Regions from separate parts of the Homo sapiens genome. Here region 1 is linked to region 2. The links are chromatin contacts, found by Hi-C or POLR2A ChIA-PET in ENCODE. All regions are on one chromosome and are shown on one strand. Each heading gives the region's core, a stretch centred on a gene start or an enhancer-like site at or near the end of the contact. The rest is flanking DNA. Distances are from core to core; before and after follow the strand shown.

Region 1 (5,471 bases), core at 1,504-4,003, 36 kb after region 2:
GATATAGAGTGCTGATTGGTGTATTTACAATCCCTTAGCTAAACATAAAGATTCTCCAAGTCCCACTAGACTCAGGATCCCAGCTGGCTCCACCCAGTGGATCTCACACCAGGGCCACAGGTGGAGCTGCCTGCCAGTCCTGCGCCGTTCGCCTGCACTCCTCAGCCCTTGGGCGGTGGATGGGATTTGGCGCCGTGGAGTGAAGGGGGCGGCACTCATCGGGGAGACTCAGGCCGGGCAGGAGCCCACGGCGGGCGAGGGGGCAGACTCAGGCAAGGCGGGCTGCAGGTCTCGAGCCCTGCCTGGTGCGGAGGCAGCTAAGGCCCAGCGACAAATCAAGCGCGCGGGCTGGTGGACCAGCACTGCTGGGGGACCCAGTGCACCCTCTGCAGCTGCTGGCCTGGGTGCTAAGCTCCTCACTGCCTGGGCCGCAGGGCCGGCTGGCCGCTCCGAGTGCAGGGCCCACCAAGCCCACGCCCACCCGGAACTCTAGTTGGCCCGCAAGCGCTGTGCGCAGCCCCGGTTCCTGCCCGTGCCTCTCCCTCCACACCTCCCCGCAAGCCAAGGGAGCCGGCTCCGGCCTCGGCCAGCCCAGAGAAGGGCTCCCACAGTGCAGCGGCAGGCTGAAGGGCTCCTCAAGCACGGCCAGAATGGGCGCCGAGGCCGAGGAGACACCGAGAGCGAGCGAGTGAGGGCTGTGAGGGCTACCAGCACGCTGTTACCTCTCCCCAGGACCCAGCTAAGGGATAAATAGCACTTATCACGGAGGAGTGTTTGAAGCAAATGGAACACATATGGGCTAGTGGTGGAGAGCACAGGTTTGAACTGGCTCGCCTGGGCTCAAATCCCGCCTCTGAAATATGTTGGGACCCTTGCCTGGCATGCAGTCCGTACTCATAAAATGTTAGCTCTTGTAGCTACATGTCACTTACCAACTTTTAAAATCTGTGTTTTGGGCAAAATGTTTCACAGTTATCCTGTGAAATTTGCCTTCACATGTCAGGAATGATTTTGCCTGAGAAAAATGAAAACAAGCCAATTGCCTTCAGGGAGCTGCACCTGTGGGGTAAAGACCCCAGGGAGGCTTCCTACAGGGACACAGGAGACCCCTGCATAGGGTGTGGGTATTAAAGTGCATCTGCCACCCTCAACCCCAAAGTGGATTTTCCACCCAGTATAGTGCTTTTTTTCCACACACACACACACACACATGCCCCCCCCCCCAAAAAAAACAAAACCCAACAACAAAGCTGCAGGTCTCCAAATGAAGAGCTTTAGCAGCACTTTTTTTTTCCTTTTAAGTTATGAGATGGGAAAATAGCATTTGCAGTAATTTTGTGTGGCTATAACTGAAATTCCATGTGCGTGTTTTGCCTTATCGCTTTTAAGTAAGTACAAAGGGACAGATAATGCTTCCAAATGCATGCTGTCTCTATTATGACTATGGTAACTCCCAATCACTTGACTGTAAATAGTGCGGGGTTTCTGTCCCTGTTTCACATGCCTTTCACCCTACCTTTGAGCTTCCTCCTTCGCACCACCCGCCCCCCACCCCCCCCTCCACCGCGTCTCTTGCTTTCATTTCTGCACTGGCAAATGGCTATGATGTTTGGTTCCTTTTTTTCAGAGATGAGTGAAGAATTCAAGAGAAACTGCCCTCTGGGTTGATGGCGAGAGTTTTTGCCTTCAGCTTCACCTCTCACGTCCTCTGGATAGACCTCCCAATGGGGGCAAAACCACCGCAAAATGAAAATCCCCTCCTCCCCATTGAATCTGCTCTGCTGAAGCTGCAACACTCTCGGATTATTCCAGAAATGGATGTCCTTTCAAGCCCCGCTGTCAGTTTCTTTCCGATGCATAAGGCGATTTATGGATGCTTTATTCTAAGCCATGTGCCTTCAGTGACCCAGAACTGACAAGACTTGAGTTCCTGGCCCCCTGCAGGTTTCTCCACAGTCCATTCCCTAGCAGCCCCCTCCCCAGGGACAGCCTGAGGACACCAACACCAAGCAATAGCTCTGTCCCCTGCAGAACCTCCCATCCTTCTCCCTCCACAGCCCCCTCCTACTCCCCAGCTCCCCCACCCTCCAGCCCCTTCAAAACCCATCAAAGCCCCAGGACTTTGAGCACTGCTATCCTTCGGAGTGTCAGGCAACCACAATACTCTCATTCCAAGGGAGGGTCATTTCCAGGTCAGGAGAATCATTTTCCTTCCACTGCTGAGAGCTCCAGAATCCTGGATTTAGGTTCCTTTGTTATGAGGTTTCCTCTTCTGATCCTTCCACAATTAAGTGACACAATTTCTCTCCCCATTAAAAGGCAGGAGGCTTTCATTTTCAGACTTGAAGAGCATTTGACTTGAATGGAAGCACTTTTGAGTTCAGAGAGGGAAGATAAGTTCATTTTCATTGAGCACCACGGCTCACCTCTTCATATGATTTGCTCAGATTAATTCTCCAGTATTTCACATTCTCAAAGAATGTGAAAACCCCACTGATGAGACGGATCATGAAGCTTCCCTGGGCTTCAGTTCCCTCATTAGAAAAAGGAATGATTTGAACCAAATAATTATGCAGGCTCTCCCTGCTTTGAAATACTGACATTTTGTCACTGCTAGAATAAATGGAAGGAGAGCACATGGCTTTGGTCAAAACAAACAACAACAAACCTTCTTGACCATTTTGGTTGCTTTTACGTGATTTCTGTAAATGTGGCAGGGCAGAAAGGACAGGTGTTAAATGATGAGTGTTCACACCTTCCCTCTCCTCTCACAGCCTTCGGAAGGGTGGAGTTTCCTGCTTGGTTCACCAGGCAGTCTTTGGTTGTGGGAATGAACCTGGTGGTAGAAAAATGAGGAAACAGGAAGGTTCCAGGGAGGCAAGTGGAAAGGAAGAAGGGGGCCCGCCCGGCTGCATTCGAGAGAATTTACCGAGTGTGGAGAGGAGGAGTAGCAGGATTTTGGGCCCTGCCTCGCTTGTGTGCGTGTGTGTGCGTGTAAGCGTGTGCTCTGTCTGAAGCTCTCCTTCTACCCACTCCCTACTCTCTGTCATGGCCATTTCAGACCTCCATTATCCTCAAAGGCTTTGGTTCCTCTTGTTCCCCAATCTCCTTCTGTAGTCTTGGCAAATAGTCTGACTTTCTACTTTTCCATTCCAATAGCAATTCTCTCAATCTCTCTCTTCCAAGTTACAGACCTTCATCCACCTGGACCAGAACGTTAGGGTTCTTTTCTACTGCAGTGGAGGAGTGTTCTTTTGTTTTCTCTAAGGTCAGCTGTCTCCTCCTGTGCTTTGGATGCCATCCCCTCCATTCTTGTCAGGAACCTTGTAGCAGTGATTACCCCTCCTCTCGCCTTCCCTTAACCTCTTCCTCTCTCAACTGGAAACTTCCATCAGAAGTATTTCAATTTGCTCAAGCCTTTCCCATTTTCACTATATAAAGCCTATGCCCTCCCTCTTCCCATTGCCCTTTCTGTCTCCTTTCTTTCGTAGTCTGAGTTTTCAGAAATGTCCCTATACTCATTGTCTCCATTGCTTTCCCTCTCTTTCTCTGCTTAGCCTTCTCCAGTCCACTACAGCCTTCATTCCCCCATGAAGCTCCTCCTTCTAAGCTGGCCAGTGATCTCAATGTCTTTATACCCAATGACATTTTTCAGTTTTCCCATTACCTCATTGCCCAGCAGATTTGACATTGTTGACAACTTCCTTCTTCCTGAACTCTTTCTTCTGTTGATTTTCTGGAAACCACAGTCTGCAGGTTTTCTTCATACCATTGACTGCTACTTCTTAGTCCCCTCTGACTGCAATTCATCCTACTCTGACCACTGAATCTTGGCCTTCCTTCCTTCTCTGTCTTAGGCTCTCTCCTGGACCACCCGGGGTCAGCTCATTCACACCCATTGCTTCAGTTATGGTCTAGATTCTGTTGATTCCTAGATTTATAATTCCAGCCCAGGTTTCCTATCTGAGCCCCTCTCTGCTTATCCAACTGACATCTTGATATACACTCTTTAATGGTTTTTAATTTTTTAATTTTTTTTTTTTGAGATAGGGTCTCACTCTGTCACCCAGACCAGAATGCAGTGGTGCGATCTAGGCTCACTGCAACCTCCTCCTCCCAGGCTCAAGCGATTCTCTTGCCTTAGCCTCCAAAGTAGCTGAGATTACAGGTGTGCACCACTGCGGCCAAGCTAACTTTTGTATTTTTGGTAGATTCAGGGTTTCGCCATGTTGGCCAGGCTGGTTTTGAACTCCTGGGATTACAGGCGTGAGCCACCATGCCCTGCCACTCTTTAATGTTTCCACCAGGCAGAAATCTTGGAGTCATTTTTGGCACCCTCTTACTTTTCTTTTCATATCCTGTTGATTGTATCCTCTAAACATCTCTGCAATCTAAACACTTCTTTCCTTCCCTACCGCTGCATCTTTGTCCAGCTTAGACTTGGACTGTTATCTTTGCCTGAAGCACAGTAATAGACTTCGACACTTCCTTGTGCACCTACTTATTCCTGCCCTCCTCTAACTCTTCTCCAACTCTAGACCAAAGTGATCTCTTCAAAATGAAACTCTGATCATGCAGTATTTAAAACCCTTACATAGCTTCCGCTTGCTCTTGGATTAACGAACAAGATTGTTACTGGGGGCTATAAGGCTCAAAATGCTCTGGTCTGGCTGGGCGCGGTGGCTCACGCCTGTAATCCCAGCATTTTGGGAGGCTGAGGCAGGCGGATCACGAGGTCAGGAAATCGAGACCATCCTAGCCAACACAGTAAAACCCCGTCTCTACTAAAAATACAAAAAAAAAAAAAAATTAGCCAGGCATGGTGGCGGGTGCCTGTAGTCCCAGCTACTTAGGAGGCTGAGGTAGGAGAATCTCTCGAACTCGGGAGGCAGAGCTTGCAGTGAGCCGAGATCATGCCATTGCACTCCAGCCTGGGTGACAGAGTGAGACTCTGTCTCAAAAAAAAAAAAAAATCTCTAGTCCTACTTACCTTTCTAGCCTTATCTGATACATATTCTCCCTCTCTGATCTCTATCTCAATTTCTCAAGGACACTATGGAGAGGGAAAGAGATGCTGTTAATAGTTAGTCTTGGACAACAGGCATAAAATATGACCACACTGAGCAAACTGTATGATGCCCTCACTCAGGAATGACATTCTCCTTCCTACTGCAGGCCCTTTTCTTGCTCTATTCCATCTGCCTTGGAACCTCTGGCCTCTCTTCTTCGCCTCATTAATTCTGATTTGCCTTTCAGGTCTCAAGATCCACTTTTTCAGGAAAGCCTTTCTTGACTCCCTACCTCAAATACTCCTGTGATGTACTTTTGCAACACTTCCTACGGAGCCCCTCCTGAGTGCCATTGACCTCTTTTGAGATTCCTCATCACTGTTGCCACTTTGTGTGCATTTATGAGATTATTTGATTAATATTTAATCTTCTCCACTGAAGTGTAAACTCTCTGAAGCCAGG
Region 2 (5,190 bases), core at 698-3,197:
CCAGAAGCCTGTCTGACTCACAGGCAGCCAGCCAATGTCATGATGTCCAAATAGTGTCCAAAAGTCAGAGGGGCCAACATCTGAGCTGCAGAGAGAAGCAGCAGGTTATGGGTGATTATGTCTCCACAAGAGAGGGAGCAAAACAGACCAATCCCAAAACCTGAAGCAAAGGCGAGGGCGAAGTGGGATGGCTTCAGGCTTTTCTTTACAGTGATAAGATGTCATAGCTACACTGGATAGTCCTGTAAGAACTCACCACTAACTATATTTACAGACATTAAACAAAAAGACCAACAGCTCCTAAAACCATGGCCTTTGAGTTATGCTAACTTGGTAAATCTCAACGAGGCACATGGTAAAATATTTAGAGCTTTTTTGAATCTATGCACATGAGCTGTCTGAAGGAGCCATTCATGAGAACCGGGCACTTTTGTAATCCATTACCTGCATTTTGATAATGAAATGATTGAATTTGGAGCTGAGAAAGATGGGAGCCTCGTCTGTCACTTTCAGGTGAAGGAGATGAAGTCCCAGCAGCTCAGCGTCTGTGGTCCTGGCCGCGCGTTATCTGGCTTAACTCAGGTCTCTTCCCCACGAGGCCAGAGCCACTGCATCACATCCTACTGTTGCCCCAGTCAGTGCTTAAGTGTGACAGCTTGCAACATCCCTGTCCTTGGGGAACCTCCTCGATTAGCTCCGGCTTAAACCAGAGGCCTTTTCCTGGCTAATACCTGTCTGGGGACACCAGAACAGCGAGAGACGCCGTGTTGTTATCCTTAGGTTAAATCCTTGGAACACTGTTTCTGATCATTTTTAAAGTTGTTCAGGGCTTACTCTGTGAGCAGATGGCCCCAGGATGTGACCCTTCCCTGGCACCACATCAAAATACTCATTTAAAAGCTTAACCATACACAATGGCAACCTTATTAACTGCAATGCAAATGTACCTTTGGGAATTCTGAAGGAGTATTGGAGTGCTCTCTAGATGGTATTCAACAGAGAAAGGAAATGGATGTGAACATCTGTGATTATTCTACATTAAAATTATCGATCACAGGGCCTGTGTGGCTTATCAGCGGCAGGAAGTGAATTTAAAGTCAGTAAATGACTCCAGGTCGACTTACCAGGAGCTAGGGCATTTATAAGCATTGTGCCCTGAAGATAAGTTCACCCCAGGCAGTTCTGAAAAGGACTCGTCAAACATGTCCTGCTGTAGAATAATTTCTAAAAATGTTTTTCAGATCTTAGGAGTAATATAAACATGCAGAAAAGTAGAAGGAAGAAAATAATGACCTGATACAAACTAAAGGTTTGAGTGCTGTGTGAACAGTCTAAGGGAGGTTATTGAATTGGGGTGAAAAGAATAGAAAGAAGAGCGCAGATAATTGTAATAGTAACAATAGCTAATATTTATTGAAGCTTTCCCATGCTGGGCACAGGTTCAAGTGCTTTACAGGGGTCGCCTCATTTAATTATTACTCATTTCTGTGTAGGTGTGTAGCCGGTGGGCTAGTTCAGGTTCTTGACTTTGGGACAGAAAATAATTTGAAAGTGAGTCAAAAGCAAAAGCAAGCAAGAGAGTTGACTGCAAAGCCAAAGTACACTCTAGCAGCCGGTCAGAACGGGCCACTCAAAGGCAAGACAGCTCTGTCTAATACTGGGGGATCTCCCTTTATGGGAAATTTGCATGATTATTCATGAAGGGGTGGTAAGGGGTGTTGCTATTAAGCATGTTAGGAGTGGTTTCTTAGGTCCACATGTGCAGTGGCTGTACATGCTAGTACATCCATCGCATGTCTTATAAGCATTTTAAATCTCCACCTGGGGGTGTGTTTTTTACTATTATAATGAGCACAGGTCAGCCCAAGGACACTAATCACGGGTTTCTGTGCTTGTACAAATGTGGGGATTTTTCTCTTCTGCTCCTGCCTTTTTGCTGTAGGGTGTTCTAACCACGAGCTCAGGATGCGGTCTGTGCACTGTTAGGTGGTTTGTTCTCTTCATCAATTTGACAAGTTTCTTGTTTCCTGTCAAGGGAGGCTCTGACCACCTCATCTAACCTGCCTCAGGTGCAGCCTTATTGCCATTTTACACGTAAGGAGTGGGAGGCAGAGAAAGGTTAAGTCCCTGATATTAAGGGAAGAGATGACATGGAAACATATGAATATAATATATATAATATAATGTAATACAAACAGCATGGAGAGGCTATTTGCAGAGGAGGGAGTTATTAATTGTGAGATTGTTGGCTGGGGGAGCCTAGGATCTGCAGCAGCAGCTAGGTGGAGGTGATGTTTGCTTGAAAGATCATGTACCCAGAGCCCCAAGTGTTGGTAGGAGAGGTAGAAGCAGGGGAGATAATGTTAGTCTAGGGAGGAATCAGCAGCCGGGGAGGGTGGAAATGTAGGCAGGGGCTAGGTTATGGAGAGTCTTTTATAGTATATTAAAGAATTTGGACTTTTTCCTGAAGTTGAAGAGAAATGTCATGGGTCTTCGTGCAAGTATATGGCACAGTCTTAGTTGGTTATTCTGTTAGCAATATACTAACCTGAATTATCAATTCCAAAATCAGTGTGATCCAATCGCTTGTCATCTCTTACTGCTGGCTGTTGTTGGCTTTGTACCTGCTTTTTTGATGTTGCAGAATGAGAGGGGAACCAGGATGTGTTACACAGTTTAACATACACACCAGCGCATCAGAGAGAGCGAAAAGTCACTGTCACCACGGGCCATGGGGCAGTACTGGCTAGATACTGCCTGTGTGCTGGGGAAGGAGCGACAAAGGAAAATCCATGAAATCTACGCAAAGTTTGGAGGAGGTGTCCATCTGATAGGGAATTAGCTGACAAGTTTCTTGTATTTCAGTGTATTTGAAAATTCTGCCATTGTTTTAGCATCTACTTTTTCCTTGTGAATTTTTTGCAGACTTTGCATTCTGTTCTGTGGATCTGTCTTTGTATTTTGGTTTTTACTACCAAATGGCTTTGATTACTGAAGTATTTTTTTCTTTTAGGCGTTCTAACATCTGTTGTACAAGTTTCCCTCATTATTCTTATTCAAAACTTTTCTGGCATTTCTTGTATATTTAATTGTACAGAGGAGCCTAAGGCTTATCTTGTGGATTCTTTCTTCTTTCTCCTTCCCCCAAAAATTCTTGTGAATATTATTATGATGATGTTAGGTTTGTAGAATCATTTAAGGGAATTTGGCATCTTACTATTGAGAAGAAATGCTATGATTTTCATTTATTCAAACATATATAATTTCCCAGTAAAGTTTTATGGTCTTTTTCATATGGATCTGGCAGATTCCTTGTTAATTTGTTTCCAGCCACTTATGGTAGGGGGAAAAAAGTAAGGTACTTTTTCTATTATGTTTTTTCAGTGACTACGTTTTGGTACGTAAGAAGGTTATTAAAGTTTTCCTTATTTATTCTGGAATGAGTCTCCTTACTAAATTACTTTTCTTTTTTTTTCTTTTTATCATGTCATGGAAAGTTCCTCCTCTTTTTTGTTTATTAAGCTCCTTTCTCTTTCTCTTCCTAATCAGAAAAGGATGTTATATGTTGCCAGAAGATTTCTAGCAGTTATTGAAATGCTATTTTTCCCTTTGATCTAGTATTATGATGCATTGTACAAAAGATGAATGACATAAATGTTCTTAATATTTAGTCATCCTATTCCATGGTCATGGTGTGTTATTCTTTTAAGGTACTTCTGGACTTCATTTATGTACAAAGTGATCTGAATTCTAAACGTCTGTTCCCTCTTGGTACCATTTCCACTCTCAGTGAGTTTCTGAACTGCTGTCCCTCTGCATGGCCTCTCCTTCCTCCTCCTCTCCTGCTCAGCTGGTTTCAGGAGATGGACCTCAGCTGTCACTGCATGTCTCCAGCCAGCTAGGTGTTTGCCAGGGACAGGACGCCAAGGGCACAAGATATCGCTGGAGATGCACAAAGGGAAAATTGCAGAATTCTCTCAGGGACAACACCAGATGGCCACTGGTTGTCAAGGAGACTTTAAGAACCATCTCAGATGGGGCGGGTGAGACCCTGGGCATGAGAGATGGTCTCTAAGCTGCTACAATGCTTGCTTTGCTGAGGGGGTGTGCACGTGCTGGCCCAGAAAATCCTTTTCTGCAGAGTTCAGTCTCCCCTTTACAGAATTTGAAAACAATGTCTACAGAATATAAACATTGTTTTAGGAAAGCAGGTGGAAGCATCGCTCCATTAGGAGCCCCCCTCTGGAGAACCCTCATGTCTATTTGGCTGAGTCCTGGACTGACTTGAGAGAAAAAGAACATTTTGGAAGCTGCTGCCATATGGGTCAGCTGTACCTCGGTGTATAAATAAATCTCAGCCTAGCCAATCCTGAATATGCATTATTTATGCAAAACGGCTTTTGGGTATTAATGTCCAGTTATCAGCTGGTTCATTCACACCCCCTGGGATGCCCATAAGAGTTCTTGCTATTTGTCTGGGAAAGCATTGCTGCTCACTGGATCCACCTTTGCCCTTGAGGTACAGAGGAAGCTACTCTTCCAGCAGGAGGGGCCGTGCAGTCAACCCAGTTGTCCTGAGGAACAAATGATTGGTGACCTATGAGGCAGAGCTCTTTAAAAGTAGGGAATGATACAAACACAAAGCCTTATTCATGGGCACTGGCCTACGTGCACTGTAGCTCAGGGATCACAGACTTTCTCTGTAAGGGCCAGCTAGGGTCATTGGTCAGATGTGTCAAAAGAAGCAGTATTCAGTGATGCTGTACCCACCTGCACCTCCCTGCTTTGTAAAAGCCATTCTTAGCTCATGGACTGTACAAAAACAGGTGGGGGGCTTGGCTTGGTCCCAAGTTGCAGTTTTCCAATCCCTATTTTAGATGATCTAGAAGACATGTTTTTCCCTGACTCCAAGTGGCCACTTAAGCCATGGTGCAATAAATCTCTTCCTACTTGGACTCTTGTGGGCTGCGTTTCCACTCTGAGCTCTCTGAGGAAGATGGGGGGCCCACTTGCCAGAGAGAATGCTTTCCCCTGCTCTGAGCATCCTGGAAGTTTCTCTTTTCAATAGGACTTATTGCTTCCTTTGGAATAATACCTCAGAAAACAACATCAATGCACAAAAATGGATGCAGTTGTTTTGATTTTTTCTTTGGTGTTAGAGTTTTGGGAAGTCAGTATAATCCATTTTTT

The links. A loop is a pair of places that touch in the nucleus more often than their neighbours do. ChIA-PET counts read pairs that join two places held with the same protein, here RNA polymerase II (POLR2A). Pooled maps may share reads with other maps.
Region 1: a map of CD4-positive, alpha-beta T cell shows a loop between it and region 2 (5-fold over the local background). The contact joins two enhancer-like sites. A Hi-C loop is called at or near these places in 8 of 168 maps with a recorded cell type or tissue (CD4-positive, alpha-beta T cell, CD4-positive, alpha-beta memory T cell, CD8-positive, alpha-beta T cell and 2 more) and 13 of 50 pooled maps. POLR2A ChIA-PET finds 5 or more read pairs at or near these places in 11 of 52 experiments (BJ, CD4-positive, alpha-beta T cell, CD4-positive, alpha-beta memory T cell and 7 more).

Annotation. Positions count from the first base shown.
Region 1 is chr2:234,024,123-234,029,593 of GRCh38, forward strand. No RefSeq gene overlaps it. Among named protein-coding and RNA genes, the nearest start is that of SPP2, 24 kb to the right of the region's middle. Within about 2 kb of position 2,754, at least 2 of the 41 ENCODE cell types and tissues checked have a DNase peak (open chromatin) inside an H3K27ac peak, as active enhancers do; they include CD8-positive, alpha-beta T cell and natural killer cell, where a contact is called at or near this core.
Region 2 is chr2:233,988,749-233,993,938 of GRCh38, forward strand. The region is part of intron 21 of TRPM8 (transient receptor potential cation channel subfamily M member 8); the gene reads left to right. Among named protein-coding and RNA genes, the nearest start is that of SPP2, 59 kb to the right of the region's middle. RefSeq lists an enhancer at 1,779-1,828. Within about 2 kb of position 1,948, at least 4 of the 41 ENCODE cell types and tissues checked have a DNase peak (open chromatin) inside an H3K27ac peak, as active enhancers do; they include CD8-positive, alpha-beta T cell and natural killer cell, where a contact is called at or near this core.